Regions from separate parts of the Homo sapiens genome. Here region 1 is linked to region 2. A link is a loop called in an ENCODE intact Hi-C map of the cell type or tissue named here. Cell type or tissue: heart right ventricle. All regions are shown on one strand. Links, peaks and the distances in the headings refer to the core of each region. The heading gives the core; the rest is flanking DNA.

Region 1 (15,690 bases), core at 3,378-11,377, 1.2 Mb after region 2:
GAGTATTTGGCTGAGGGTATAACTATTCAGAACTACAAGCCTTTTTGTTTCAGGAGTGATCCATGAAATGTGAGGGGAAAAAAAAAAAAGAAAACAAAAACAAAGAAAAAATTTAAAACAAAAAAAACTCACCAAATCAAAAAAACTAAGAAGGAATAACTACTATGTTTTGAACTGCATTTTATTTAGAGAAGAAAAAAACAATTCCTGAGCTGAAGTTACATGAGACAAAGGGGATGGATGGCTAGGGATGTGTCAGATTTCTCTAAGAAGTCCTTTTCTCTTTCTCCTTTGGTTCATTTTAGAGTTTTGCATAGTAAATATTTATTGTATTGGAGGAGTAAAACTATTAGGTTAATTAGTGAAATCAGAAAATTTAGCAGAGTGCTGACATTAGTGGGGAAACAAAAGAATTGAGGTGGAGAAAATGAAGGGCTCGATCCTGAGTGCTCGCGAAGAACTTCATAGGAAATACATAGGACTAGGTAAACAGGAGAGGAGAGGAGTGTGAGAACAGCTTTGTACTCAGATCTGGATTCACAAGTGGCCACAACTAGAGGCATGTCCCCACATCCTGATCTGGAAGAAGTCACAGTACCCCAAACAAACCTTCCTAATGTGAAAGAAGCAACAAGAGAGATGGGTGGATGAGAATCAAACAAGGTCCTACCAACAAGAAGGGTTTCCCCACTTTATTGTAAATAAAAGAAAGTCTAGATAGTCAGGAAGGAGAGATTTTAGGCTTAAATTTGGGATCTTTGAGAGTGTTGAATCCCTGATAAAGGACATCTGAAGAGTTCCTCCCAGGCTGATGGGAGGAAGGGCCTGGGTTTCCTGGACTTCTCGACTACAGAGACAGGAGGCCTTCTGAGAAAAGACAGTAGCAGGGCCTAGTGGTAGGGTTGCATTGCATTCCAGTGTCTTTAAAAGAGTTTAGATCATTCAGATAGTATCGGCAGTCTTTGCTGGAGACATCCCACAGGCAGTTAAAAATGAATTATTGTCAATAAGAAAAAGACAACCCATTAGGAAAAAAATGGCAAAAGATGCTAACAGCATTTCACAAAGTAGGAAACGTGAATGGCCAAAAATTTATTTGAAAAGCTACTCAAGTTCACTGGGTATCAGAGAAATTAAAGTTAGAAATACAATATAATAGTGTTTAACCTCCACAAAATTGGCAAAAATTAAAGTCTGAGGGTGCCTAATATCCCAATGTGTAGTCTTCCACATTTCCAATAGACATACAAACTGGTAAAACCACTTTAGAAAGCAATTTGAGATTTTCCAGTAAATTTGGAAGTAAATATATAAGACTCAAGAATATAACCTGTGGAAACTTTTACATCTCTTGCATCATGAGTCAAATATTAGAACATTTGTCATAGCAGTGTCTATAATCTCAAAACAGGAAATTGCCTAAGTGTTCATTAGTAGAGCATATAAATTGCAACATGTTCAAGTATAGTCATCTGACCCATAACGACTTTTAGGTCAAAAACAGCATGTATGACAGTGGTCCCACACATTATACCATATTTTTACTGTACCTTTTCTATATTTAAATACACAACTACTTACCACTGTGTTACAATTCCCCACAGTATTCAGTACAGTAACATGCTATACAGGTTTGTAGCCTAGGAACAATATGTTATACCACATAGGCTAGGGGTGTAGGAGGCTACACCATCTAGGTGTGTGTAAGTATGCTCTAGAAAGATGAAATCACCTAACAGTGCATTTCTCAGAGTGTATTTCCATTGTTGAGCAATTCATGATTGTTACAGAATAACATGCAACAGTAAAATGATATAAAGCACAGGCATCAATATAATCATAATTATCATAATTTTAAAAAGCAAGTCATGGAAGATTGAGTTCAATATACCCCAGTCATCAAAATCTTAAAATAGACAAAATTAAACACTATGGTTATAGGAAAAGCACATTTTTAAAAATTATTATAAAATAAAGGCAAGGTAACAGGTGGGCCAGAACAGTGCTATGGTGGAAGTAGGGAATTGCGACTTGGGATAGCTCAAGGGAGAGTCAATGTCCTTGGTAACGATTTTTAGACACGAGAGTGGCTATAGAGCTGTTTAGCATTTTGATAACTTGTATATTATCTTACATACTTCTGTATTCCTGGAGTGTTTTAATAAAATATGCTTTAAAAAATGAATTCTCATCATGGCCACTACACAGATCCAAGGAGGAAACTGAAAGCCTGGTTGGCCTATTTATATTTTGGTACAACCTACCAACCCGCGTTACACCGTAGGGGAAGTACTCAGGGTTAAGGGAATTAATGGACCTCAAGTAGACCACTTTAGGCACACATGGCTTGGTATGATAATATATAACAGTTATATCAAAACTGGTGTATAAAGAAAGGGAAAATTTTAGATTAAGAAGCTCTCTTACTAGAGAGAGGTAAAAATAAACTTAGTAAAGAAGAAAATTGAAATAATGAACTTTTTGTGGAAGAGGGGACTCTTGTTACTACTTCAGTGCTCTAGGTTGCTCTTCTTCTGTTGTCATTTCTCTTCTATTCCCAACTTTTCCATGAAACACTGTAATGTGCAAGACTACTACACACAAAATTAGCCTCCACTAATGAGAATCAGGGCTCTGATTCTTGTGGAGTCATTGAGTTCGCACTGAGTGTAACAGAACTCAAGATTGTTCTGGAATAGCTTGCTGTTATTGGAAAGCAAGGATAATGTTTAAAGATGTGTGAAAATGGCTACAAGAACTAGGTTGAAAGTGCTTCTACTGGTCAAACTATGATGATTAGAGCATAAAATTAAAAACAAAGGTTTGCTGCCAATTAGAAGCACTGAAAGATCTTAATTCCACGATGTTGCTCACAGAGTTAACTAATACAAAAAGATGTTACAAAGCAAAGCCACAACTACCAACAGAGTCGTTGTGGTGTTGGCTAAACACAGAAAACATAATCCTTTGTGAGCTGAAGATAAATGGATTTGAGGCAGCAGTGTTTGGATCAAACTGAGAGTCAAATCCACCCAGATAAATGGGTCTGAAATCAGAGTGGAAATGTGGACTGCAAAGAGATGTCAGAGAAAAAGCTGAGTTATTATCCAGAGAAAACTGGGTATTTTTTTTTCTTCCTGAATAACTGTTTAATTTTAGCTGACACTGAATTTGGATCAAACATGGGAGTCTTGAGGTTTTTAAAACCTTCTGTCAAATAAAACGCATATTCATCATGAATGGTATTATAAAACTGATTGTTTAAAGACTATGACATGGCAAGAATCGAGTTTTCTTGATCACAAGACATGCTTTCTTTCAAAGACTGCATTATCCACAGGTATGAGCCTCTATCAGGGACAAGAGGGCCCAGGAGAACCCCTTCCTCACACTATTCCTCTATCTTCATGAAAACTTTATTCATGATAAGATATTGTATCCTTTGAAATGTATCTAACCTTCAGTATATATGTGTGTATATATCAAAGCATATGTATGTGGCTTATTCCCACTATTCCATAAACCATCCAAAACTTTGCAGAAAATACTTTCAGCCTTTCGATGGAGAACATGTACCCACTTCAGCTCTCTATGCTACAGTGCTATAATTTCTATTCTACAATTTCATCTGCAGAGGAAATTGGGGTGCAGTTGTACGGGTCTAGTAGGAATATATCTGAATCCCTCATCCATGCCTTTGCATTCACTCTTCCTTTTAACACAAAATGGGTTACCACTTTGTTCTTCCTCCACAAAGGGTGGCCGGAGAGAGTAATGTCAGAAAGCATGTTTCGTGAGCCTGAGAAATACAACGTTTCAAAACCTCTAAGCTCAGAATATGATCCATTACCCTCTCCCTCAACTTAAGAAACATGAAAAGGAGCTCTTTTGCCCCACTGGATCTTTCTGCAAGCCAAGTCCATGTAGCATGTCTCGATACCCTTAGCATTGGTAAGCCCTAGTTTACTTATCCATAAAACTCAGTGATAGGAAAATAGGCAAATAAACACATTTTAAATGAACTTGTATTCAATATGGAAATAGATCCACAGTGAGTCTTAGTCTGCCCAAGGCACACTCATGGCTCTCATGCTGTGTGAGCTGTGTGTAATGATTTCCCCTTGGGAAAAACATTAAGATCCAAAATATTAAGTTTATTTTCTATTTTAATAAGAATATGTACTCTAACAGAATTTCAATTTTAACTGTTTTCAACAACAAAAACAAACATATCCTCCAGAGTCCTATCCAGTAGAATTCAGGGAGCCACTACCTTTAGCTGGAGAAACTGAACTCTTCAGGTGCTGCACTGAGTATTTAAACTCAGTGAACAGTTTCCTTCTGTAACAGCCAGAAATAAATGTACTTCCTAGACTTGCCCTGGCACCCAGAGGACTAGTACTGAATGCTATATATAGAACTGATATGGTCTGGTTGTGTTCCCACCCAAATATCATATTGAATTCCCACATGTTGTGGGAGGGACCCAGTGGGAAGTAATTGAATCATGGGGGCAGGTCTTTCCCTTGCTGTTCTCGTGATAGTGAATAAATCTCACAAGATCTGATGTTGTTTTTTGTTTTTTGTTCTTTGAGACAGAGTCTCATCCTATTGCCCAGACTGGAGTGCAGTTTCGCAATCTCGGATCACTGCAACCTCCACCTCCCAGGTTCATGGGATTCTCATACCTCAGCCTCCCAAGTAGCTGGGATTACAAGTGTATGTCACCACACCCAGCTAATTTTTGTATTTTTAGTAGAGATGTTTTCACCATGTTGGCCAGGCTGGTCTTGAACTCCTGACCTCAAGTGATCCACCCGCCTCTGCCTCCCAAAGTGTTAGGATTACAGGCGTGAGCCACTGTGCCTGGCCAATCTCATGGTTTTATAAGGGGGAGTTTCCCTACACAAGCTCTCTTCTCTTGTCTGCTGCCATGTGAGACGTCACTTTCACCTTCCACCATGATTGTGAGGCCTCGACAGCCATGTAGAACCTTAAGTCCATTAAACCTCTTTCTTTTGTAAATTGCCCAGTCTTTGGTATGTCTTTATCAGCAGCGTGAAAACAGACTAATACAAGACTCAAAAGCCTGAACATTTTCATGTCATTTTTTTTACATACTTTAAAAATATTTTTGGCTTTTTTTTTTCAAAACGCTTTAGGAATGCATAAAACAAAGAAATTCTAACTAGGAGATAAGTTCAAGTGCCTGAGTGTGGTATGCAGAGTAATGGTTCCATGAAGAAGCCCAAGACCTACGCCCTAATATTTGTGTATGTTTACATGGCAAAAGAGACTTCACAGATGTGATTATTATCTTGAATTGTCTGGGAAAGCCCAGTGTAATCACAAGGGTCCCTTCCTTATGAGAGGAAGGCAGGAGAGTCAGAGTCCAAGGAGATGTAATGAGGAAAGTAGAGAAGAATAGGAGAGAAGACAGGGAGAGAGAGAGGAAAAGAGATTGGAAGGTGCTGTCCTATTGGCTTTGGAGATGGAGGAAGGGCCTGTAAGCCAAGGAATGCAGGCAGCTTCTAGAAGCTGGAAAAGACAGGGAATAAGATTCTCTCCTACAGTCCCAGAGCCTACAGAAGGAAACACAATCCTGCTAACACCTTGATTTTAGGACTTCTGATCTGCAGGCAGTGTAAGACAACAAATTTGTATTGTTTTAAGTCACTATATTTGTTGAAATTTGTTATAGCAGTGATAGAATACAAATATTATGAATCAAATTAAAGGGTCAAAAATACCATAAACTTCTAATCGTGAACAAAAACTGCAATTCTGTTTGGGTTTGGGATTCTAAGTGAAAACTTGATCAATTGGAACCTGACAGCCACGATTGTGCCTAACAGAAAAGACACACAGTCTGTGACTGTTATGTGTAAACTAGTTTATAATATTATGGAAGATATAAAAGAAACACAAAATAGCCATACATATAGAGATTAAGAATAAGTACCTTTACTTTTCAGAAATGCAGACTCTGAAAAAAGATATGATCGAAATTATTAACTCAAAAAATCTCATGACCTTGATTGGATGACCTTTTTCAGCATCTTTTATGAGTAAATATTTGACTGTTTGAAGATACAGAGAGAATAAATAGCAATATGCTCTTAAATATTTGTTTCCTTTCCCTTTCCCTTCAGCTTTGCATAAACCGAACTTATTCCACTTAGGAACTACACAAATAGTTGAAGGAGGAATGAAGGTTGTAGCAAGCATATTTTCCAAGAGAAGTATTTTTTTTCTTTTTGCATTTGAAATTAGCCACAGCTTAGCAACACCAGCTTCCGAAACATTTATACCAAGCAAAGTGCTGCATATGCTGTTGTGCTTGATGTACCGAAACAGCACCAAGCAGGGGCACCCAAAAGAGTGGGAAAGGGAGAATCTCAAAACACGGCTATTTTCCTGTTGTTGCTGCTGTTCAATCGAGAGTATCATGTCTTTAGCATTAGTTCAATATTGGAGAAAGCATATGATCTTTGTGTTTAACTATGAGATGGTGCCTACAATTTCGGGGATCATTATTATTATTACTAAAGATTAGTTTCCAAAATTGAAGAATAAGGAACTCTCGCTCATCTCCTGACTCCAGTGCAATTTCCCCTCTCAAAATGTCGAAGAGGATGCATACTGTCTCTATTTCCCGCTTGAATTTTCTGGAATGGTAAGGCAGGGAGCAGGTTTCCAAGTCAGTTTAGGTCAGAGGATAGCTTCTACTCACTCTTCTCTCCTCTAACAATATGAGGAGCACTTAATCTATTTTCTCCTTCATTTGATGCTCTTTAGTACTAACTTCCAGATAACTCCTTTTGCTCGCTGAAGATAATGAGATTTACCAAAAATCATATGCAAAATAGCTGGGAAAACATGTGGTTTGATTTCCAAACAGATTAAAGTGAAGCAAGGGCAGCACCCAAACATCTGTCCCAGGACACGTTCCTTCCACTAAAAGGTTAGAGACTTGCTGCTGTCCCCCTGCAGAGAGGGATTTTCATTGCTCTGGCGCTGACGCTGGAGAACATGCAGACACCACAAATGCTTTCTTGGATACTTTATTTATTTATTTTTGAGACGGAGTCTCACTCTGTCGCCCAGGCTGGAGTGCAGTGGCGCGACCTCGGCTCAGTGCAAGCTCCGCCTCCCGGGTTCATGCCATTCTCCTGCCTCAGCCTCCCTAGTAGCTGGGACTACAGGCGCCCGCCACCATGCCCAGCTAATTTTTTTGTATTTTTAGTAGAGACGGGGTTTCACCATATTAGCCAGGATGGTCTCGATCTCCTGACCTGCTGATCCGCATGCCTCGGCCTTCCAAAGTGCTGGGATTACAGCGTGAGCCACCGCGCCCGGCCTCTTGGATACCTTTTTGTACCTTTATCATGCTTCCCCCTGAGGTTCTTGAAAGGAGTTTTCAGTGTAGGAGAGAGGTTTTGGTTTGGGAGACAAAAAAAAAAAAAAAAAAAAAAACAGAGACTTTCGAACAAAACATATTTGGGTCAATCGCAGTCCTGCTATTTTCTGGTTGTTATAACTTGGATATAATAGATATTCACAGAGGTTTGGATTAATCATTTGTTAAAGAAAGTAATATGGCGTAGCTTGCAGCATTGTTATAGGGTGATTGAAAAAGAAAACCCTCATTATCATCTTTTACATTCTAAAAAGATGAGCTGTTACTAAAATCCACAGACATCTCTGTATTGTTAGAGTCTGCATTATACTTTTAGACTCCACCTTTACTGTTTAATATTTTCATAACTGCATAGATTGTCTGTGACTAAGATCACAACAGCCTCTTCAGATACAAAGGATGCTGCTACCAAAATCTGGCCCATCAAAGTACATGCTGTTCTGGAAAGAGTGGAAGGATTCCCTTATTAGAGAAAGGAAAGAAAAAAAGCCAATTTTCTATGTAGAAAAATTGTGACCTGGTTAATTCTGAATGGCCAGGTAAACAGAACAAATCACCTGCCTGCTTAGAAAGCTGCAGGTCTGACTAGTAACATTACCTTTGGAATTCTGACTTGCCTGGCTATGTCCACATGTGCTGGTGATTGGTGACCACAGTGTGCATTTCCCTGATAACCATGAACTCTGTTATAAAACCCTCAAATATAACTGCTTTGTTTGGCCGGCTGAACCTCTCAAGGAGTGGCTGCCCTCTGGTGGTAGCTGTATTCCTCACACCCAAATGTTTATTGGGTTTATTTTGTTTTTTTCTTTTCACTTCTGTTCCACAGCACAAAGCCAGTGTGGCTATTTCATTTAGTTTCTCAGGCCACAGCTCCCTGTACAGACCTCTAGTGAATGGGAAACCACTGACTTTGAACTGAATGTTTTCTTCCTTGATTTCTGTTTTCTGAAGCCGTGCCAAAACTTGAAGATATTTATCATTTCCTCTTTGCATTCTTTTTTTTCAAACCAAGGGTATGTCAGGTAAGGTAGAATCCAGGTTCCTTATCAGAAGATTTTCTAACGTCTCTTCTAAAAGGTGACAAATGGAACTGAATATTTAATCCAACTTTAATCTAGACAGGGCAAAGCAGAGTTTGGATGCTGCTTCTCAGACATCTGGGCTTGAAACACTCATACCCACGTCTCAGGAGCTTTCCTCCACTGTCCAAATCTGTTCACTCCTGCTAATCCCTTGCACTCTGTACTGCCAACTGACATTTCTTACCAAAGTCCTCCAAGCACCTCAAATTATCTAATAGAAAATCAAAATAATTTCCCCAAAACCCGTTCCTCCTCATTCTGTGTTCAATGCCTTGTATGAAGACTCCACAATTTGCTCAATTCCTAGCCTATCAAAAGGACCTTTCCTTGGTTCTCATCATTGTCTCCATTTTCAATTGCAGGTCTCTGTCTTAGCAGGTCTGTCACCTCAGCTCCACGATGATTCCCTTCTGGCTCTATCACTACTGCCCCAATCACGTCTAATGTGTATACCTGACAGTGATAACTCCTTCCTTGAAATAAATTTCACCATCTACAGAATAAAATCCAAACTCTTTGGCAAGTCTCTCTGGGCCCTTCCTAATGTGCAGGAGCCAATCTCCCTTCCCAGGCTGCTTGCCCACCTATGAACCATCCCCAGTTATACCACAGCTGGTTTCCCCTCCATATATTTACCATTCAATCTGGTAAAATTTTGTCTACCCAGCTCAAAGGATTTCTTTACTCCAAAAAAATTCTAGATTTCCTCTACTACAACCAAGCTAATGAGACTCTGTTTCCTAGAACTGGGACTTCTTCCTTGTGGTCAGCTAAAATTTTCACCTATTATGTTTTCACCTAAACTAGTATAAACGCAGATCTCCCTATCCTATAGTTGCTGTAGTTGATTTTTAGCTGGGTGAGGTAGTCACCCAACAACTACCAATAGTCAATATTTGAATTTATATGGGTTTCAGTTTGAGTGTTACGGTTATGAAGGCAGTCTCTGAAGCCAGAAGTATATATTCAAATACCAATTATATGTTTTACTAGACCTAAGGCATACATACACCTCTAAAACCTTTCTTATAACCTTTGAAATTGAAATAAGTGAAGAAATTACTTATCAAAACAGTTGCAAAGATTAATTGGGATAATCCAGGGTAAACATTTTGCCCAATGTCTACCATATAGTAACTACTCTACAAATGTTAGCCATAAAACAAAAATTGTCATTCATACACCCCGTCTACATGCATACCTATTGTGCATACAATTCCACAAGGAAAACAATATGAATAATATAATGTAAATACCTTGAAGAGAAGTCAATTTCACTGAGAATATTTGGATTCTATGACTGTTACCAATTTGGCTTGATTCACCGTAGATACTAAGTGTTGCCTACTTCCCTTCAAAAACAAAACCTTACACAATGTCCATTTCAATAAGTAAATACTGTAGAAAATTGAACCACTGCTTTATTGGAGCTAAGATCCACAGAGTTGTATTGCAGCTTGAAAAGCAAGTAATTTGTTTGGCTGAAATCCAGTGCTGGAGAAACTAGAAAATTAATATTCCCAGGTTGACAATAAGATGCTTCATTGTTTATCTTGCATATGTAGATACTGTAATTTTTTTTTACTGCAGCAAGATATCACTTAGTGGCTCTGTGACTCATTTTCCCCACTTATAAAATATTATTATGGAATCATAACAGGAGCTACTGCAGAGAAATGTTTTGAGTATAAAATGTGTTTAATATATTTAAAGTGCTTATAACCGGTGACTGACCTACAAGAACTTTAAATAAGTATTAGATACTACTTTCATAAAAAACATGGGAATAACAAATTGCTTTAGGGTATTCATTGCAGATAATAGACAGACATGGAGTAAACAAAGGTAAATGAATAAATAAATACATGAAAGAAAATCATAAAATCATTTCCATTTGACCCTATGAGAGCATTTACTATTACAATTATATCACGGGAATGGTGGCATTAGATATGGCTGTTCAACACATGGCCAATAGCTTAAGATTTACACAGAGAATGTGAATATTTTGGTGTTTTAAATGTGTACGAAGAGTATTCAAATGCTAATTTGGAACAACTTTACATCTGTTTTGTCTTGAAAAACACAAAGAATAACTGTCAAGGGAAAAAATGCATTTGTTCTCCTGATCATTTAAGAAAGTCTACTAAGTGTCCAGTACTGATTAGTATAATTATAGAGGCAAAATATGTTCAAAATATATGTTTCTATCAACAGTAGTTAATATTCTTTTCTACAATCAAATCACCTACATGGTAGAATCTAATTATATTTCCCTTTGCACCCTGGAAATTACTCCAATTGGCTGATCAGAAACCCCTGGGATGCATTCTAAAAATACTTGTTTCAAGGCCCCACTCAGACCTACTGTATGAGAAACTCTCAGGATGTACCCTAGGAATCAGCATGCTCAACTAGCACTGCAGGAGTTTTGGTTACCTTTCAATTCGGGAGCAGTCATTTGTGTGTCCGGTAAGCTTTTGCACATCATAAGTACTAGGTAGAAAGCAATTTAGAGTTCAAAATAGAAAATTCTTATTTCAACTTCTGGGTGTATTATTTGCCAAGAGGGTGACGTTAGACAAGTAACTTAATATCTTTAAAACCATCAGTTTCCTCAACTGTAAAATGAACTTAATTATACCTACCTTATATGGTTACTGTGAAGATGAAATGAAATCAAAATTGAAGTGCAAAATACAATGTCTGACACACAGTATATAGTTTATAAATGATAGTTATTATGAAGGTGATATATTTTCAATAAAAGCAGTTGGGATTAGATGATATAATTACTTAATTAAATGGCTTTTGAAAGTGTCCTTAAATATTATTCCCCTGATTTCCAGGAACAAGAGGGGTGGCATCATTAAATATTTCCACCTTTTGCCCACTCCTGTTAATACTAGCATCAATGACATACCATTCTGTAGATTGCTTATTTGTAGAGTAGCACTTCTGGAAGGGTCTTGTTTGTCCTTGGACAGACAATAGAACTAGGGCATTGGTTTTCTGAATAATATTTTGGGAAGTGATGCTTTAAAATAAACCTCAGATCAAAGCTGGCATTACTGACATAGTACTTGAGACTTTCTCTAAAATTAGATAGGATTCCCAGGAGAAGGGAGTAGAGAGTACCATTGTGACTTGGGGTTTCTATTCACTCTATTTAGTCTGTTTTTCATTTATTGAGTGATCCTAAGGCACATTGTGTTACCCTTTTAAAAATGTCCCATGTGGAATTTTTAACATGCAAAAAGACCTAATAAAATGTGAGCTTCTCAGCGATAATGGTGCAATTCACTTATCAAATTCCCATTGTTTAGTTCTCTTTGAAACCTAGAATCCCAGAGATTATTGACCCTGCCAAGTTTTACAGAAGAGGGCAGTTTACATAATGAAATCTGCTGTTTCATATTCACACTAGATAAAACCATCAATTAAGGTATCAACTAAAGTGTCCATACAGACTCCTTATCGTGAAATATTAGCATTTTCAAGATCATTAAGTTTCTGTTTTTATCATTGTGTAGTTAAATTAAAATAAAAAGCAGATATAATCTTGTCTTTGAATTTAGTATTGAAGGAGGAAAGTAACTATAAGCAACCTGTAACCTTCCAAAATGAGCAGAGTTGGTCATCTATATCAGATTCAAAGAGGTTGGTCATGGAACTATGAGGAAGCAGAATCATAGGTCTTAGGAACCTGGGTTTTTTAGGGCTGAGTTTCAATTCAATCTGAGCTACTTTCTACCTATGTGACTTTGGGCAAATCACTTAGTTTATCTGAATATCAGATTCTTTTTTGTCTGTCAAAAAATATATATGTCACAGGATCATTATACAGATTAAATAATATAAAGAAGGTATTGCTTTTGAATAGTGTCTAACACATCATAAGTAAGCAATAAGTAGTAGCTATTGTTGGCCCAAACCAGATTTCAACATAGAGAATAACCCTTGTAAACATATCTGGAGAATGTACCTACCTAAACAAATATCAAGCACCCTGTTATTTTGGGTAGCCATAGGATAAATTGTTATTACGTATTCACATTTTGTAGAAATAAGTTACCACTATTCAATTGCAATTGATAATTCAGATGGACAGTATATTTCTGCAAAAAGAAGTATTTACTGTCATACTGTTAAACTTCTGCTGTATGTCAGGTACAGTCCTTGGCACAGTGAATGTTATAATACAACCATAGCTCTAGTCTTTATGGAGTTTGAGTCCAGTGGGGAAGACAGATTATGGTAATTAAACAAACATAAATTTAATAACTATAAATTGAGTGTTTCTTTGGCTCTTCCCTTACTAGAATCTACATATTCTGAGGTCCAAAATTCCATGACTTGATTAACCTTGATCCCACCTCTTTCTTATTGAAGTATAGGTTCTGGATTACGGATCTCATCACATTGTTACTGCACTAAGATCAAATGTTATTATTTATAGAAATCCAATGTTCAATTTTCAAAACTTAATGAATTATTAGTGCTTCAGTATATTGTATTTAATATTTATTCATTGGGTTCCAAATACACAATATATAATCTCTTAACCCAAAAGCCATATTTTCTCAGAAATACAATCAAATAAATATGAGATGGAATCTTAATCATGTTCTCATCACAATCTGTTGCCTCATTTCTCTTTAGAATAACAACAATAGCAACATGACTGCCTCACAATTTTCTGATTACACTTATTTTGTAGGAGAAATTTTGTAGAATAAATATGATTTGAAGACAACTCTCAACAACAGGGAATTGTGATTGTGTAAAAGAAAGGCTTATGCTAGATTGCAGGTAGTCATGAAACACTTTTCTGAGAAAAAGATATTTAAGCCAACCCCTAAAGAATTAATAGGAATAATTTTGACTCATAGTGAGGTAAGGAATATTGTAGACACAATGCAGCATAATGGCGAGTGTATGAAGGAGAAAACAGTGTAAACATCTGTTCCATGCATTTTGAGAATATTTAGGGTAAGAAATGTGATGAGAAGTAAGATTGGTGGAGTTTGCAGAGGCTAGTTTATGTAGTGTTTGGAAGGCTAGGTATTTTGGACTCAATCGCAGATACAAAAAAAGTTGTCAGAGAATGTGGCACATATGTCAGTCAGATCAGAAAGCACAAGCAAGTGTCTGCTGTAATAAGAAATGAATCCCAAAGTGGTTGTAAAAACAATGTTTTTTGGTTTTTAAAAAACAAACATCTTTTTTTTTTGCTCATATTAAATGTCTATTATGGCACCATTGGGTCTCTACTCCATATCTAGTAGAGAAAGACAGAAAATATTTTGAACAATGTTAAGATATACCACAGAGCAAAAGAATGAGAAGATTCAGCTTGTCTTTTTAAAAGATTAGCAATCTGAGGATGAAGAAGAAAATAAAGAACACAAAACCAGATGTGGGAAAACCAACTAGGAGTTTGTTGTAGGATTAAAGGAAATAGAAAATGGTGACTTTACCTAAGGTCTAGCTGAGAGAAAGAGCAAGCTGCATAGATTCAGGATATACTTTCTCAGCAGAGTAGGCAAGATGGCTTTGTTCCACACTGCAGACCAGGGACACATAGTAACATTGGCTCAGTCTATTAGAACTTGAAGAATTTACTATTTAAAATACACAAAAGAAGAAAAAAATTAAGACCAAACACAAGAATTATGTTAGTAAAAATGTTCACTACTGTACCCTGGGAGTGATTGGACGTGTTCTGCCTTCCCTGCTGTATTAGTCTGTTCTCACACTACTAATGAAGACATGCCAGAGACTGGGTAATTTATAAAGGAAAGAGGTTTAATTGACTCACAGTTTCATATGGCCAGGGAGGCCTCACAATCATGGCAGAAGGTGAATGAGGAGCAAAGTCACATCTTACATGGCAGCAGGTAGGAGAGCTTGTGCACGGGAACTCTCATTTATAAAACCATCAGATCTTGTGAGACTTATTCACTACCATGAGAACAATATGGGTGAAACTGCCCCCATGACTCAATTATATCCACCTGGCCCCGCCCTTGACACGTGGAGATTATTACAATTCAAGGTGAGATTTGTGTGAGGACACAGCCAAATCATGTCACCTGCTGATGTTACAATGGAAGAGTATAGTGCTAGAACTCAGGATGCCAGAAGCTAGCTAGAATTACTCATCAGTCCTTTCAGCTTTCAAATTGGGATTATAATACCTACTGTTCTTAACTCAGAGGTTTAAAATGTATAAGATGCTATATGAATATTAATAGAATAAAAGATTTGCTCTCTACTAACCACTTCAAATAATAAATAATAGAATATGAGAAAGGAATGTGTGTAAGGAGAGGAAGCATTGCATCTGACATCAGAAGATTCTGATTTAATATTGGCAATGACTTTTACCTACTTACCTTAGGTTTTAAAAAATATTCCTTAAAATAAAAATGTGACCTTAGAAAAATTATCCAATTTTTCAGGGCACCAGTGTAGTCATCATGAAAGGGAAAAATACTAATTACCTACATATTGTTATGAGAATTAAATAACATAATTAATCATACCTCCTAGTTCAGTGTTACTTGACTCAGACTGGCAGGGAGCTGTCAAAATACATCATTTTTTAATTAAAATTTTTATTTTGAGATCATTGTAGATTCACATGTATTTGTAAGAAATAATACAGAGAGATTTCATTTATCCAGTTTTACCCAGTTTCTTTCAATGGTAACACCTTCCAACATTACGGTAAAATGTAACAACCAAGATATTTACATTGATTCTGTGAAGATACAGACTATTTCCAACAAATAGTCTCTCTCATGTTGTCTTTTTATAAACACACCTGCTTCCCTCATGCCCCCAACCCTTCCTTAATTTCTGGCAATCATTAATCTTTTTTTCATTTTTATAACTGTGACATTTCAATAATTCGATAAAAGTGAAATTATACCTTATGTGACATTTTTGGGTTGGCTTTTTACAGTCAGCATAATTCTCTTAAGATCCATCCAGATTGTTGTGCATGACAATAATGCATTCCTTTTTCTTGCTGAGCAGTATTCCATGCTAGACATATGTCATAGTTTATTTAAACATTCAACCATTGAAGAACATCAGAGTTGTGTCTTTTTTGGAGATATTGTGAATAAAGTTGCTATAAATATTCATGCACATGTTTTCGTATTAACATATTTTCAT
Region 2 (15,690 bases), core at 2,962-10,961:
GCGCGATCTCGGCTCACCGCAACCTCCGCCTCCCAGGCTCAAGCTATTCTCCTGCCTCAGCCTCCCAGGTAGCTGGGATTACAGGCATGCGGCACCATGCTTAGCTAATTTTTGTATTTTTAGTAGAGACGGGGTTTCACCATGTTGGCCAGGCTGGTCTCGAACTCCTGACCTCATGTGATCCTCTCGCCTCGGCCTCCCAGAGTGCTGGGATTACAGGCGTGAGCCACCATTCCCGGCCATACTTTTCATTTATTTGGACTGCTTTAATTTCTCTTAGCAGTGTTTTGTACTTTATAGAATAGTAGCACTGCACATCTTTTGTTAAATTCATTCCTAATGACTTAATTTTTATAGTATTGTTAATGGTACTAAAATGTTTTCTTTTTTTCTTCTAGTATATAGAAATACACAGTTGATTTTTATATATTGACCTTGTATCCTACGACAATATTAAATTCTTTTATTCTAGTAGATATTTAGTAAAATATTTAGGATTTTTATGTAAACAATCATGTATCTGCAAATAAAGACAGTTTTACTTCTTACTTTCCAATATGTGTAGTTTATTTATTTTTATTGTGTTGATGTACATACTCAGAACTCAAATGCTATACTCGGTAGAAGTACTCTACTCATCTACTGATCTTAGAGGAAAAGCATTCAGTATTTCACAGTGTTACTTGTCACTTTTTGTAGATATTCTTCATAATGTTCTTCCTTCTATTCCAGTCTCTTGGGAGTTTTTCTTAAAATCATGAATAGGTGTTAATTTTGTCAAATTTTTTGGTGACTGTGGTGACAATATGGCTTTTCTTCTTTATTACACTAAAATGTGTTACACTGATTCACTTTGACTGTTCAAACTTATTTTTTGAATAAATTCCACTTGGTTATGAAAGTTTCTTTTCTAACATTTGCTGGTTTTGGATTTACTATTACTTTCACCAGATTTGCTTTTTGATTCTTTTGGTCTATTTTTATGATGAATTCTGATATGTAACTTTTAAACATAAAATGGTTCTTTGGTTGGTTTTTGGCATTAGAGTTATGCTGATTCTTCTTGAATCAATGTTGGTAACTTGTATTTTTCAAGGAAATCTATTTCATTTACATTAGTAAAATTACTGGTATGAGTTGTGATATCTGTAGGATCTGTAATGACATATCTTTCTGACATTTCCAATTTGTATTATTTTCTTATTTTGATCTGTATTGATAGTAGTTTGTCAATTTCACTGATCTTTCCAATGAACAAACTTTAGCTTTGTTAGTTTTGTCTATTGTTTGTGCGTTTTCTACTTAAGTTAATTTGTATTACCTATATCATTTTCTTCTATTTACTCTGGGTCTAATTTTCTTGTCTTTTTCCATAGCTTCTTAAAAAGGAAACTTAAATCACTGATTTTAAACCTTTTATCTTTTCTAAGTATTTAAAACTCTACATTTCCCTCTAAGCATTGCTTTATTTACATCTCATAAATTTTGATATACTGTATTTTTGTCATTCATTACTTTCTATTTCCCTGTGATTTTTTTCTTTGATAAATAGGTTATTTACAAATGTGTTGTTTAATTTTTAAATACTTGGGCATTGCTAGATATCCTTATTGATTTCTAGTTTATTTCTATTGTTTTCCCATATTATGATCTATAATATTTCAACATTTTTGAAATTTATTATGTCTTTTATTGCTCTTTCTTGATTGATATTCTGTTTGCACTTGACAGAATCTGAATTCTACATTTCTGAATATAGTGATTTCTAAATGTTCTTCAAGTCATATTGATTGATAACGTTCAAATCTTCTTATTTTTTTTGAGACGGAGTTTCACTCTTGTTGCCCAGGTTGGAGTGCAGTGGCGTGATCTAGGCTCACTGCAACCTCAGCCTTCCAGATTCAAGTGATTTTCCTGCCTCAGCCTCCTGAGTAGCTGGGATTACAGGTGTGCACCACCAGGCCCAGCTAATTTTTCTATTTTTAGTAGAGATGGAGTTTCACCATGTTGGCCAGGCTGGTCTTGAACTCCTGACCTTAAGTGATCCACCTGCCTTGGCCTCCCAAACTGCCAGGATTACAGGCGTGAGCCACCATGCCCAGCCCAAATCTTCTAAATCCTTACTAATGTTTGGTTTGCTCTTGTGTGTTTGTCTCTCTGCCTTTAGTTCTATCAGCTTCTTTTATTTTGAAGTTCTTTTCTTATGCACATAAGTATTTATAACTGATAAGTATTTACAACTTATCTTCCAAAAAAGTTGACCTTTTAATCATTATGAATTGTCTTTCATTATCTACAATAATAATCCTTGTCTTAAAGACTATTTTTTGTTATTAACATAACCACACCAGCTTTCTTATGCAGATTATTTGCATGGTATATATTCTTCATCCTTTTACTTTGACCCCATATATATGGCTTTACATTTTATATTAGTCTCTTTAAGACAGCAAAATGTTGGATTTTGTGTTTTCATCCAGTCTGGCAGTGTCTGCTTTTTGAATAGAGTTTTGACTTACCTTTCTTTTCTTTCTTTTTTTTTTTTCTCTTTTACATGGAGTCTCACTCTGTCGCCCAGGCTGGAGTGCAGTGGCACAATCTCAGCTCACTGCAGTCTCCACGTCCCAGGTTCAAGCAATTCACCTGCCTCGGCCTCCCAAGTAGCTGGGATTACAGGCGCATGCCACCATGCCCAGCTAATTTTTTTGTGTTTTTCATAGAGATGGGGTTTCACCATGTTGGCCAGACTGATCTTGAACTCCTGACGTTAAGTGATCCACCTACCTTGGCCTCCCAGAGTGCTGGGATTATAGGCGTGAGCCAACACACCTGGCCGAGTACATTTTATTTAATGTTCTTATCGATTAATTATATTAATAATATAATTAATTATATTATTAATTATATTATATTAATATTACATTAATAATATTATTATAGTATATTATATTAATAATGTAATTATATTATTTATATATAATATAACATAATATATAATATAATATAATTAATAATATAATTAATAATATTCTTATCTACACTTCATGTTTAAGAATTTTTTATTATATAATTACATTTTACTCCCCTGGCTTTTGTGTTATGTCATATATTTTACTTCTATATGCATTATAAACCCTATACTATATGCATTATGAACCCTATACTATATGCCTTTAAATAGTTTTCTTTTAATGAAGTTAAGAGAAAAAGGGTTGCTTTTTATATTTGCCCACATATGCACTATTTCCAGTGTTGTTCTTTGCTTCCTATGTGTGTTCGGCTGGTATCATTTGCCTTTAGCCTGAAGAAATTTCTTTTTGTAGTACAGGTCTGTTGGATATAAATCTTCTTAGGCTGTGTTATCTCTGCAAATGGTTTTTTTCAACCTCAGATTTGAAGGATATATTTATTGGGTATAGAATTTTGGGTTGACAGTCCCCCCCACCCCGACCCCCAACAATATAAAGATGTTTTATTGTTGTTTGGGTCCATTATTTCTGATGAGAAGCCAGTTGTAATTTGAATAATTATTTCTCTGTCATTAATGTACGCATCTTTCTCAGGCTGCTTGTATGATTTTTTTCTGTATCTTTGATTTTTAGCAGTTTGACATTATGTGCCTAGTTGTAATTTGTTTTGTATTTCTGTATTTATGGTTCACTGAGCTTTTTTGGATCTATAGGTAGATGTTTTTCATCATATTGGAAAATATTCAGCTAGTATTTCTTCAAATATTTTTCTGTTCCATTGTCTCTTTTCTTTTTCTGTCAGCTAACAATTGCACGTTAGACCACTTAGTATTATTGAAGCTGTCTTCACTGAGGCTGTTTTTAAAAAATTTTTTTAAAATGCTTTCATCTATGTTCTTCAAATTGGATAATTTCTATTGATTTGTCTTCCAACTCATTGATCCTCTATGCTGTAGTCTTCAATCTGCTACTAAGACTACTTGCTAAATTTTTCATATTACTTTTTACTACTAGAATTGGCTTTCTTTTATATATTTCATATCTCTGCTAAGATTTCTCCATATGTTCATTTATATGTCCATATTTTCCTTTAAGCCCTTGAACATATTTATAATAACTATGTTAAAATCCCATCTACTCATTTTTACATCTGGGTCATCTCTTGGTCTCTGTATTGGCTGCTTATTTTTCTTTATTATGAGTCATGTATTTCTACTTTTGTATGACTTGTTCATTTTTTATTGTAAATTGGACATCAAGGATAATTCCTGGTAGGGAATCTGGGGTATGTTGTGTTCTTTGAAAGGAAATTGAATTTTCTTCTGGAAAGCAGTTAAATTACTGGTGGGTTTTCTTGATCCTGTTGGACTTGGTTTTATTCCCCTTTAGGTTGGCTCTATTTTAGGTTTTATCCTTATACCTACAGACACGACCTTTACTTTAGGGAGTGGTGTTTTCTCCAAGGGGTGCCCTTTCTGTGGTTTTAACTGAATGCTGAGGTGTTTGACATCTTTCCACTCTGACTGAACCAGGGCTCCAATGTCTCTCAGCATAGTTATGACATCTGGTGTTTTTGTTCATCTCCCAGGCTTGCAGTAGTTACTTTCTGCTAGGGCTGACAGAGTTTCACTCTTCACTTTTGTAACCCAGACTTTTGTCAAGGACTCATGGGAGACCTTCAAGCTAACTTCTAAGTGCCCTGTTTCCTCCTGTGGAATTGTCTTATTTCCAGTACTCTGCCCTACACATTCTGGTTGCTTCAGTGGCTGCGAGCTTCAATTTGCATCTCCTCAGTTCAGGGACATAGTTCTCTACTTGGGCTTCACTTTCCTTTGCCACAGTCTGGAAAGTGTCCTCAGGCAGAAAACCAGGGCAAACATGATTTCATCTTGACAGTTTCTCTTCTCTCAACAATTACTATCTTCCATTGCCTATTGTCCAATGTCTGAAAACAGGCCAGTATTCCACCAACTTTCTAGTTGTTTATGGCAGGAGGACAGACAGACCCAGTTCCAATAACTCTGTCATGATCTGAAGTTGAAGTCACATTCTTTGTGGAATGCATATTAGAGTTGTATGGTTGATTCTGTGTCATTTCACATTCTTTTTCTGTCAGATCTACACCAAACTCACCCTTTCAGAGACAGTGTTTACAGGCCTCTTCTTTCTTGGCTCTAAGCCAATTCTTTCTCCTTTATTTTCTCACTTTACCATTTTCAAATTCTTCCTCTTTTCACAGTTTGCCTGATTTTAAGAAATGGGACATTGTAGCACCCAGCATACAACATTCTGTGCATATAAATGTGGACTACTTTTGGGAGTGTGAAATTTTTCTCCTATTTAGAGCAGGACTGTAGGCCTTTTAAGTTTCTTTCCTGTTGTCTTTGAGTTTTTCGTCTTCCACAGAGAGCTGCCATAGGGTGTTTTAAATCATAGCAGAGGCCCTCTGGGGAAGCTTTGGGGTCTCTTTCCATCCAGTCCTTCTCAGAGGCTCCTTTACAGAGCCTGGCGTCAGCTTCACCCCTGAACCCATATCTTGGGATGATTGACAGTTTACTCCCCACAGCTGAGTAGGAGCACTAATGCCATGGTAATTATTCATTACAGAGGGATGGAGTAGACAGAGGTCTTCAGATTTGTGTGATGAATAGTTTTCTACCTGGTCACAGTCCCAGCATTTTTATTTGTGGCAAATTCATCATGACTCACAAAGCTTTATCTTCACTTCCCACCACTCCTTACTTAAAATTTCCTTTGGTTCTTTTTTTTTTTTTCCTTTTAGCATCAAGATAAAAAGGAACAGACACTTGTGTATTTCCCAAAGCAGAAAACCGGGAATGAATTACAATGGAAATCACTGTCAGTTTTTAAGATCTTCTTATAAATACAAACTAGTTTAATGTTTTTGATTGATACTTCATAAATAATGAAGTTATTATGAAGTAAGTTAAAATTAGTTATGTCTGCATGCATATTTTAGCCTCAAAGAGTGTGTCTAATTAGGTACTTTTGATGTGTGAGACATAATTATGTTTACCTTTAATTTGGCATGAAAATGACATTTCCAGAACCGAGTTTAGTGGTGTATTTTCCAACACACCGATAGAGAAATGCATTTCATCTCCTGGGGCCCTGTTGCTTCTTCCCACCATGCCCCCCCCACCCCAAAAATCATCATTAAAGTTAAATCAATATTTTTTAAAAAACAAATCTGTTTGTGCCTAAATTATACATCCTAAGACCAGAGCACCAAAATTAACACCATTTTCCTAGTCAGTGAACCTTGAAAATGTGTAATTTGGTGTCTACATTAATGGTTCACATGACTTGTGTTGCGGGGAGAAATCACATCTGCTCTCTGCAGTGAAGTGATAATTATTTCTAAAGGTCTGTGTACAGAGAGCCTTATGACCCTTTAGTTGCTGATAGTTTCACTAACATGGCAGTAAGAGTTTCAATAATGTAAGCAGAGGTGGCCTAAGTAGCACTAGAATGAGATAAGGACCTGGAGTGCTGACCCGGGTTCCAGGGTACAGGCAGAACTGCCCAAGCTGTAGTTAGCATGCCAAATGAAAGTATTCAGGTTCATAAGTCAGTAGGCAACACAGGACCCATGATTTCTTATTATCAGCTGACTTCAGATTCAGATTACCACTCTTTTTTTCTCTCTGTTCTTTGCATATGGATTTTTTTAATGTATTTATTTATTCTACCTATGCTTATTGGTTATTGTTTACTATTCAGTATGACAGACATGGGGATATAGGCCTGGCAAATAAGTTGTCAAGAAAATAGATCATCCAACATAGTGTAAGTATTCTGATAGGACTGTATGAACACTAGGGGATGCAGTTACCCCAGGTTGGGTTGAAGAGGAGCTCATGAAAGGCATCTGAGCCAAGTCTTGAAAGTTGAGTAGGATTTCATTGGGCAAAGGGGGTGATATGGGTGGTAGAAGGACATTATAACCAGAGGGAGCAGCATGAGAGAGGGTGGCACACTTGGGAGTCTATGTAGTTTAGTATGCTTGGAGCACAGGGTACAACAGTGGTAGAGGTGGCATGGGAGATTGTGAGAGGTGAGGCGGAGATGTAGGCATGGACCAGATCTTGAAAAGATCTCAGTGGTCATCCCTACCATCTTCTTTCCACTATTCATCTGCTTTCCATCTACTTTTTACAGAGTATGTAAACCTCATCTCTGTTGTCCGAATTGTCATGAGTTTTCAATTAATGAAGCTTAATTTAATGGTTTTATTATTTTTGGAGGGGGTATAGTTAAAGTCCACCAGGACATTCTGGTCTTATAAGAACACGCTGGCAGTAAAGTATGATATCTTTGTCAGATGGTTTCTATTTTAATACTTAATATTTTATATTTCAACTGCAGATCAAACTGAAGAACTTGTCTCTGGTACTAGGCTATGGGTCAAACCTTATCCCAGAGGGGTCGAGGTGGTGATTGTCCTGGTTCAAGCCAGACCCTCATTTCCTGCTATTGTCTGGTTCTGAGTTATTCTACAGTCTGCTGCTCTGCTCTGCCCTATTCTGGCCACATCCTTCTATAATTCTCTTCTTTTATTCTTGCATCAGTGCTGACATTTCAATTGTAGTGAGTCCTCAAGCTCTATGTCTGTAATCACTCAAAGATCAGTCTTAGATTTAAGCCATTATCTTTCTGTCATCCTAGCTAGTTAATTATTAACTATATAATCCATGTAAATGATAGAGGTGTAACATTTTTGCTAATACTAACATGGAATCTCTATTTTTTTCAGTCTGCTTTTTTTTTCTGGTTTTGGTTGGAGGGGCCCTATGAATATCTGTCATTTATAGCTGTGGGGGTGGGAAAGAGAACAGGCTTTTTTTGCCATTTCCTGTGTTTACAGGTGATCAAATATGCCTGATTCTGTGCCCCTCTACTATGGCAAATGAATTATATTTGTGTCCATGGTGAAATTTTGCTGTTTCACTGTTTCAAACTTAGCTGTTTGTTGAATCCATAGTTAATAACATCACTAGTGGTGATCATTTAACTATCTAGAAGACAGGCAGAAGAAGCAAATAGTGTAGATAATTCTGAAATTATGTAATCAAAACCCCTGGTCTATAGATAATTGATTTTTAATTATCATTGTTAATGTTTCAAATTTTATCACCAGCTTCTTTACTGTGAACCAAAAGGACATCTCTCAAGAAAACTACATTTGGCACTTTCCTCTATACAGTTATCTAGAAAATTGTTTCCAAATTCTATTTTGAGGTATACTAGTTTGTAGGGATGTTAATTGGCATTAGTAGAAAAATTGGCTCTTTTGCCACGAGCTTGGAAAATCTTGGGTTAAAACAAAGTCAGGTTTCCTTACTGTAATTCTTTTGGTGTCTTTAATATGCTAAAACACACTGTGGGTTTCCAAGCCAAAACCAGAAAAAGAAAAAAAATGTGTAGTGTTTTGCAGATTCATTTGACCATGTAACTCTTTTGGGGGATTATTTGAAGAACTTATGTTGCGGGTTATATGGCAGTTGCTATTGGCACAACTGATGATGAATTGTGAAACTTCGGTTTTTGTAAAATGTAAATGTATTCCTTTCTCATATAGAGGCAAATTTTGAGGAGTACACGTAGAATAATGAGAGAACTAAGAAAAACTTGATGTCTTAATCTTTGAGTAGAGGCTCAGTGACAAAAAGATGCATAGATGGATCTAACCATATTGTGGGTTCTCATTTATTCATCTATTAGTCAATCAGCAAGTACTGATGGAGACCTCCATTAGGAGACAGGCACTGTGCTGGGCACTGGGGTGAACAAGACAGCATTAGAGAGTGAGATAAAGGCATAATGGACTGAACATATCATTAGTTAGTGAAAAGAGCTGGTGGTAAGTGCTGTAAAGTAAGTGACAGTGGCTGCAGAGAAAATAGCAGTGTGGGGGCTACTATGGCTAAGGCGATTGGAAAAGGCCTCCCTGAGTAGATGATATTTAAGCTGTAGATTTAAAGGGTAGAAAGATACTGTTCCCTTGAAAATTTGGGAGAAGATCAGAGAGATCAGTAAGTACAAAGACCCTAAAGTGGGAAAGAATGTTTGGTGGGCTATCAGAGCCTGATGTGTTGGGAACTTTGTAGACAAAGGGACACATAGCATGAAAGGTTGGAAATGTAGATAGAACACGTAAGGCCCTGTAGGCTGAATTACATGTTTGGTTTTTACTCAAAGAAAAATGGGAAGGCTTTTTTTTTTTTTTTTTTTAGACTTTTAGGGAGAGGGAGGATGTAACCTGATTTACCTGTGAGAACGTTCACGCTGACTCCTGAAGGGAGAATTGTAGCCAGGATGAGTGGAAGTAGAGAGCCCAGTGGGAGGCTGGTGCAGGCCCAGGTGAGAGATGGCAAAGGCTAGCTTGCACTACAGTGGTATTTAAAGAGACAGATGGAGGGGATTAGGCATATTTGAGACATGTGTCTCAGTAAAACAAATGCCTGAGTTAAAAACATTTATTATTGCATCACAGGCACATTCTGAGATGCAGTATAATTTTCTTTTCGTTTTTTCTTTTTGAGACGGAGTCTTGCTCTGTCGCCCAGGCTGGAGTGCAGTGGCGCCATCTCAGCTCACTGTAAGCTCCACCTCCTGGGTTCATGCCATTCTCCAGCCTCAGCCTCCCGAGTAGCTGGGACTACAGGCAACCACTACCACACCTGGCTAATTTTTTTGTATTTTTAGTAGAGACGGGGTTTCACCGTGTTAGCCAGGATGGTCTCAATCTCCTGACCTCGTGATCCACCCGCCTCGGCCTCCCAAAGTGCTGCTATTACAGGAGTGAGCCACCACATCCGGCCTGAGTTGCAGTATAATTTTCAACTTGATAAAGGATACACATTTTCTCCTATTTCCTTTTGGTCCAGACCTTTTAGTTTTGGTCTTCACAGGGACCTATAGACCCCTCTGCCTTCCACAACCCTCTCTCAGTCTCCTGAAAAGAGGAGAATGATGTGATTATTTAGTTAGATTTAAGTAGGATGGGGAAAATAAATTAGTTTTGCCTGCTTTTAGTGTTGTAGGCCTCTCGTACCTGCCTCTCACCTAGGCAATAAATAAATACATAAGGAAATAAATAACTCTATATGATTCATTCTGGCTTACACTGGGACATGAGACCCCTGGATATATCATTTGTACATACTTCTTCTCAGAGGCCATGAAGACACTGTGGCTGTCATAGGGAAGGATTTTTGTTTCTGGCTGAGTATCATTCTATTCCATTATGGCCCATCATTGACATTTATGATATTGCTTATAAAAAGAAGCTGAACATGAGATAGTGTGCAAACCTATATTGGCATCACTTTCCTTAGATTTTAAAATAGAGCAGATAATCTTCTAAACCCAATTGATAGTCAAGTTGGCAGAAATCAAGGGGGTTTAGAGCACCATTCCAGCTTTTCCATGTCATGGCACACATAGAAATGAGAGCAGGTTTACAGTGCAGGGCAATGAGTGGACCAGGCTACCCCCAGCTGGAGAAGACCAGAGTCAGAGCTCATGCCCCCTGGGTACTGGCTGGCAGCTTTGATAGAAGGGGAGTTAACATCTGTGGCATGTATTAGGTCCCGTTAGCTGTCTACCAGATGTACTTGTTACAACATTCTAGGCTGGAGGATTCCATGTGGAGAAAAGCCAAAGTTATACCAGAGATAGGCCTGTAAAATCAGTTTTCCACTGGCTAGCCATATGCAGAAAATTGAAACTGGACGCCTTCCTTACACCATATACAAAAATTAACTCAAGATGGATTAAAGACTTAAATGTAAAGTCCGAAACTATAAAAACCCTAGAGGAAAATCTAGGCAGTACCATTCAGGACATAGGCAGAGGCAAAGATTTCATAGCAAAAACATCAAAAGCAATTGTAACAAAAGCAAAAATTGACAAATGGGATCTAATTAAACTAAAGAGCTTCTGCACAGCGAAAGAAACTATCATCAGAGTGAACAGGCAACCTACAGAATGGGAGAAAACGTCTGACAAAGGTCTAATATTCAGATCTACAAGGAACTTAAATTTACAAGAAAAAAACAACTCCATCAAAAAGTGGGCACAGGACATGAACAGACACTTCTCAAAAGAAGACATATATGCAACCAACAAACACATGAAAAAAAGCTCAACATCACTGATCATTAGAGAAATTCAAATCAAAACCACAATGAGATACCATCTCACACCAGTTGGAATGGCAATTATTAAAAAGTCAAAAAACAACAGATGCTGGTGAGGCTGTGGAGAAATAGGAATGCTTTTATACTGTTGGTGGGAATGTAAATTAGTTCAACCATTGTGGAAGAGAGTGTGGCAATTCCTCAAAGATTTGGAACCAGAAATACCATTTGACCCAGCAATCCCATTACTGGGTATACACCCAAAGGAATATAAATCATTCTGCTATAAAGATACATATACACTTATGTTTATTGCAGCACTATTTACAATAGCAAAGACATGGAATCAACCCAAATGCCCATCAATGATAGAGTGGGTAAAGAAAATGGAATATTGTGCAACCATAAAATGGAATGAGATCATGTCCATTGCAGGGACATGGATGGACCTGGAAGCCATTATCCTCAGCAAAGTAACGCAGGAACAGAAAATCAAACACCGAATGTTCTCACTTATAAGTGGGAGCTGAACAATGAGAACACATGGACACAAGGAGGAGAACAATACACACTGGGGCCTTTTGGGGGGTGGCAGGGGAAGGAGAGCATCAAGATAAGTAGCTATTACACGCTGGGCTTAATACCTAGGTGGTGGGTTGATAGATGTGGCAAACCACCATGGCACACATTTACCTATGTAACAAACCTGCGCGTCCTGCACATGTATACCATAACTTAAATAAAATTTTTAAAAAATCAGATTTCCAAGTCATGGCATTTTTATTCATTCTGTAGGAATGGTTAAGGCCAGTGTTATGCACTCACTGACCTTGATCTAGGAATGGCTTCTTGGAATTAGTTTATTTCCTTGTCCATCTCAAGCGTATAACTCTATTCAGAGTTGACAATTTGATTCACATCTTTTATCAGTCATTTCCTCTATGATTATGTAGGGACTGACTGACAATGACAGATAAAACACTTTGCCTAAACAGCATCAGAACTTAGAGATTTATGTATGAAAAAGTGATAATGTTTCTGGGTTGCTGGATTGCAGAGGAGAACTGCCAGAAAATATCACATTTAAAACTCTTAAGTCACTATAAGTCTTGGTGCTTTGAAGAGGGCTTTGGGTGCAAAGTAGTACATGGTAACTACTAAGGCCGGTACCTCTAATAGCTAGCTCCCTGAAATACCCAGGATGGGTTGGTGGTATTAGTAAGTAGTAATAATTATGACAGTGATTTTGGCAATTCTGAGGACTAAATACATGATAGCATGAACTAAAGTCATTGAATTGTCTGCATTATCTGGTATAAGAATCAAAACATTGTGTTTATGGCATCCAGATTGCTGAAGAAGTTTGTCAGATTTTAGTTGCTATGTATTTCTGTGCTTAGATTTTCACTGAATGGACCAGTTGTTTTGGATTTTTTTTTAATTTTAATGAATCAGACACCTCCCTAAATGCCCCATCCCCACTTCCCAATAAATCTTGTCTCAGAGCTTCAAAGAAAGAGGTCAATTCAACCAGTGTATTTATTGGACCTTCAAGTATTTACTTTTTGCTCACAGTTTTTAAGATCAATGTTTTTGAATTTTATAGCAGGGTTTTTATTCTTTTTTGTAGTGGGACTTAAATCAAGGTTTCCATTGACTAAGCCATGATCTTCCATGGTGAGTTGACTTCTTCACAAATGGGCAGATTTTGCCTATGGCATAAATATAATTGATTAATAATATGCTGATAGCTTTACACTGTTGTGATGTAGCAAATCAGCTTCCGCATGGCTAGTGGAAAGAAGGTTGATCTCTTTGTGAAAGGATGCCACTGGAGTTCACCACCAGGGCCCTCAGAGAGCTGAGAATAGGTGTGGGGTGTGCGTGGCAAGTGCTTGGCTCCTACAAAAAGAAATGGCCCCTCTGTCTAGGAGTGTGAGTTTCTGCCACTCACTATCATTCCAGATCATTTCTCTGCAAATTAAGAAGGTGGTATCTGTTTAGTGACTTCTTCTCTTGAGTGTTAGCATCATTATCTAGTGTCAGGAAACCCCTTAGAGGATAGACTGAAAAGGAAGTGCCTGGAGGAATCTCCCTCCCTCCCCTATCATAACAGCTTCTGGCTTCAGGCAAAGGCCAGGTGAGAAGGTGAGTTGCAGAGCCACCAGTATCACTGCCCAGGTGCTGCGTGCCTGAGGACTTCTGTGTCAGGATTCTGCAAATCTAGCTGACAGGTTTTTCTACGACTTTCTAATTAAGTCTGTAAGTGTTGACATCTTTCTTACATATGCGATAAAGAGAAAGGAGGCAGGCAGCCCTGAAAATGAAAAAAGAAGTCAGTTTTAAAAATGTGGAATCTACAGGCAGCAATTTTCCTTTCCTCTATGTGAAAATGACATCAGGAACTTTAGCACACTGGCAGGATCTCATGGGTATAGCTTTCATTGCCTCTTTTTATTCTCTTCCTCAATATTTCCCACTTATAGAAGCTTCTAAATATGTGTTTGATGGCCTGGGTACCCTTTTTTGCTATTTTAACAGCACCTGTGGTAAAGGTGTATCCCAAAGCGTCACTAATGGTTCAGAAGGGTTTCTTTTTGCCCTACTGTGCCAGGATGTTATGAAATAACTTAAAAACTATTTATAACATACCTACTGAAAAGTTTCTGGAATGTGGTAGTTTTCTTCTTTCCCTTTTCCATAAACAGCAAGTGAAATGAGAAGAGGACCTTTTGAAGCCTATGTAAGCCTGCAGAAGGAGCAGGCAGCTGAACCGTCACCAGGCGCCCTATTATTTTTTACTTACATGGAGGTGATCCCTAACCAGTGTGTTTTTCCTTTCTAGAGTAGGGAAAGGAATTTTGGCGGCTTTTGATGTTTGATGCACCTTAAGCAGGCATTATTCAGAAAGGCTTTTGTCAGGATTCTGGCCTGTTTTACAAAAGAGACATAGGACAGAACACCTGGGTTGTACATCTGGGGCATGAGGGAAGGAACAGTTTACTTTGAAAGGGAATTTTCCATTTTCCTTGGGAAGAAGTGAACTGCCTATAATAATGGAAAGAAGAAAGAGTTAGCAATTTAAACAATTTACATAGCAAATTAATAGCATAATAATTATCTATTTGCTTATTTAAAATAGGCCAGAAATGCCTACTTTTTTCATGGAAGATTATTTCATTCCATGTACTAAAATAGAATAACACCATATAGAAAAGCAGTAAAAATGAAATAAGACTTTTGAAAACATATTAATATATGAAATATTTATTATACAGGCTCAGTAGTGTTTGCATTTAATCATTTTTATTGTATATCGGGGTTAGTCATTTCATTCTGAGTTCTGAAAAATGAACATGAGATGTTTTGCAAGCACTGCTTTTTTCTGGAGTGTGCTCTCAGTGGGATTTACTGAGGAAATACTTATTCGTTGAGAGGTGGGGGCATGTGTCTGTAAGTGCATTACAAATGCTTCCCATAGTGGCACTAAAATGATTAGAGGAAATGAGAGGGAAGCCAAGAGCAAGGTTGCTTCTGTGAAATGGATTCTTACTGGTATGCTAAGAGGACTGTGGATGAGTTGGGGAAACTTACTCAAAATATCAGGGAGGCAGTACCTCTTTTCTAGCTCTGTGCTTTGAAGACCACATCTTTCTCTTAGGATCTTTGGATACTAGTCTTTGTACGAGCCTTTTTTTTTTTTTTTAATTGTGTGACCTTTGTGTGAAATAACTATATATTTTTTCTGTTTCCAGAGCATGTTTATATGATTTTCCAAGGATTAGGGCTAAGAGTTGGAACATTTGTGATTTAGCTATTCAGTAGGCAAGAGTTAACTGACTGAATGATGCTGTATTTCAAGTGGAATCACAGTGCAGGGCCATGGAAAGCGGCCCCTCATTGGTAGATTTTCTGTGTTAAATTGTGAGTTCTGTTGCAGGGGAAAGCCTTTTCCTCAGTAAGGTCAGTAAAGTTTAATAACAAAGGGCAGTGGACAAAGTATTTGGTCACTAAATCCAGGTGAGTGTCAGAGCTTGCCGTGTGAGGTGATGTCGGGGACTTGGATATTGGTGTGGAACTGGGTATAGGACTTCATTCTTTTTCAGGCCATTTGGCCAAAGTGGGTGGCATTTGGCAGATGGTTAGCTGGAGCTTGGCACCAACCACTTGGCAGTGTGTAGGGGTGTAACCAGGGTTGTGAAATGGTAGTATCTTCCAACCAGTTCCATGTTTGAGACACCATGATCTGCCATCAACAACATATTCGTCTCTGGAAATGGTTACAGCTATGATTCCTGGCAGTGCCATCCCACACAGACTGCAGAAGAGATTTATAAGGTCATGCCCCAGGCATCAGAACCATCTTGCATAGCCAGTGAACCTCCTGGGGTTGATGTTATGTGGAAAAATGATTCCATTTTAGTGTATGCACTGGCTGAATGGCAGTTTGTGCCAAGGAGGTTTTTTCAGGTCATTTGAAGCTGATAGAATAGCACTGGTTGAGAAATGGCAGCAGGAGAGGGAATGCGCGGGACTGAAATGATGCCCAATACTCT

Evidence for each region. A loop is a pair of places that touch in the nucleus more often than their neighbours do. Peaks named below come from ENCODE experiments on the same cell type or tissue, not always from the same donor. Only the 100,000 strongest peaks of a DNase experiment are listed, where the experiment ranks them.
Region 1: it touches region 2 in a loop (4-fold over the local background); 4 of 110 quality-filtered maps call a loop at or near these places.

What each region holds. Positions count from the first base shown.
Region 1 is chr2:57,489,524-57,505,213 of GRCh38, forward strand. No RefSeq gene overlaps it. Among named protein-coding and RNA genes, the nearest start is that of VRK2, 550 kb to the right of the region's middle. In heart right ventricle, for the core only: a CTCF peak has its summit at 8,179 (motif pointing left); a DNase peak (open chromatin) is centred at 8,178.
Region 2 is chr2:56,282,569-56,298,258 of GRCh38, forward strand. The region is part of intron 2 of CCDC85A (coiled-coil domain containing 85A); the gene reads left to right. Among named protein-coding and RNA genes, the nearest start is that of CCDC85A, 110 kb to the left of the region's middle. RefSeq lists an enhancer at 5,044-6,243. In heart right ventricle, for the core only: a CTCF peak has its summit at 6,824; no DNase peak of the experiment used is centred there; H3K27ac peaks cover 1,236 bases.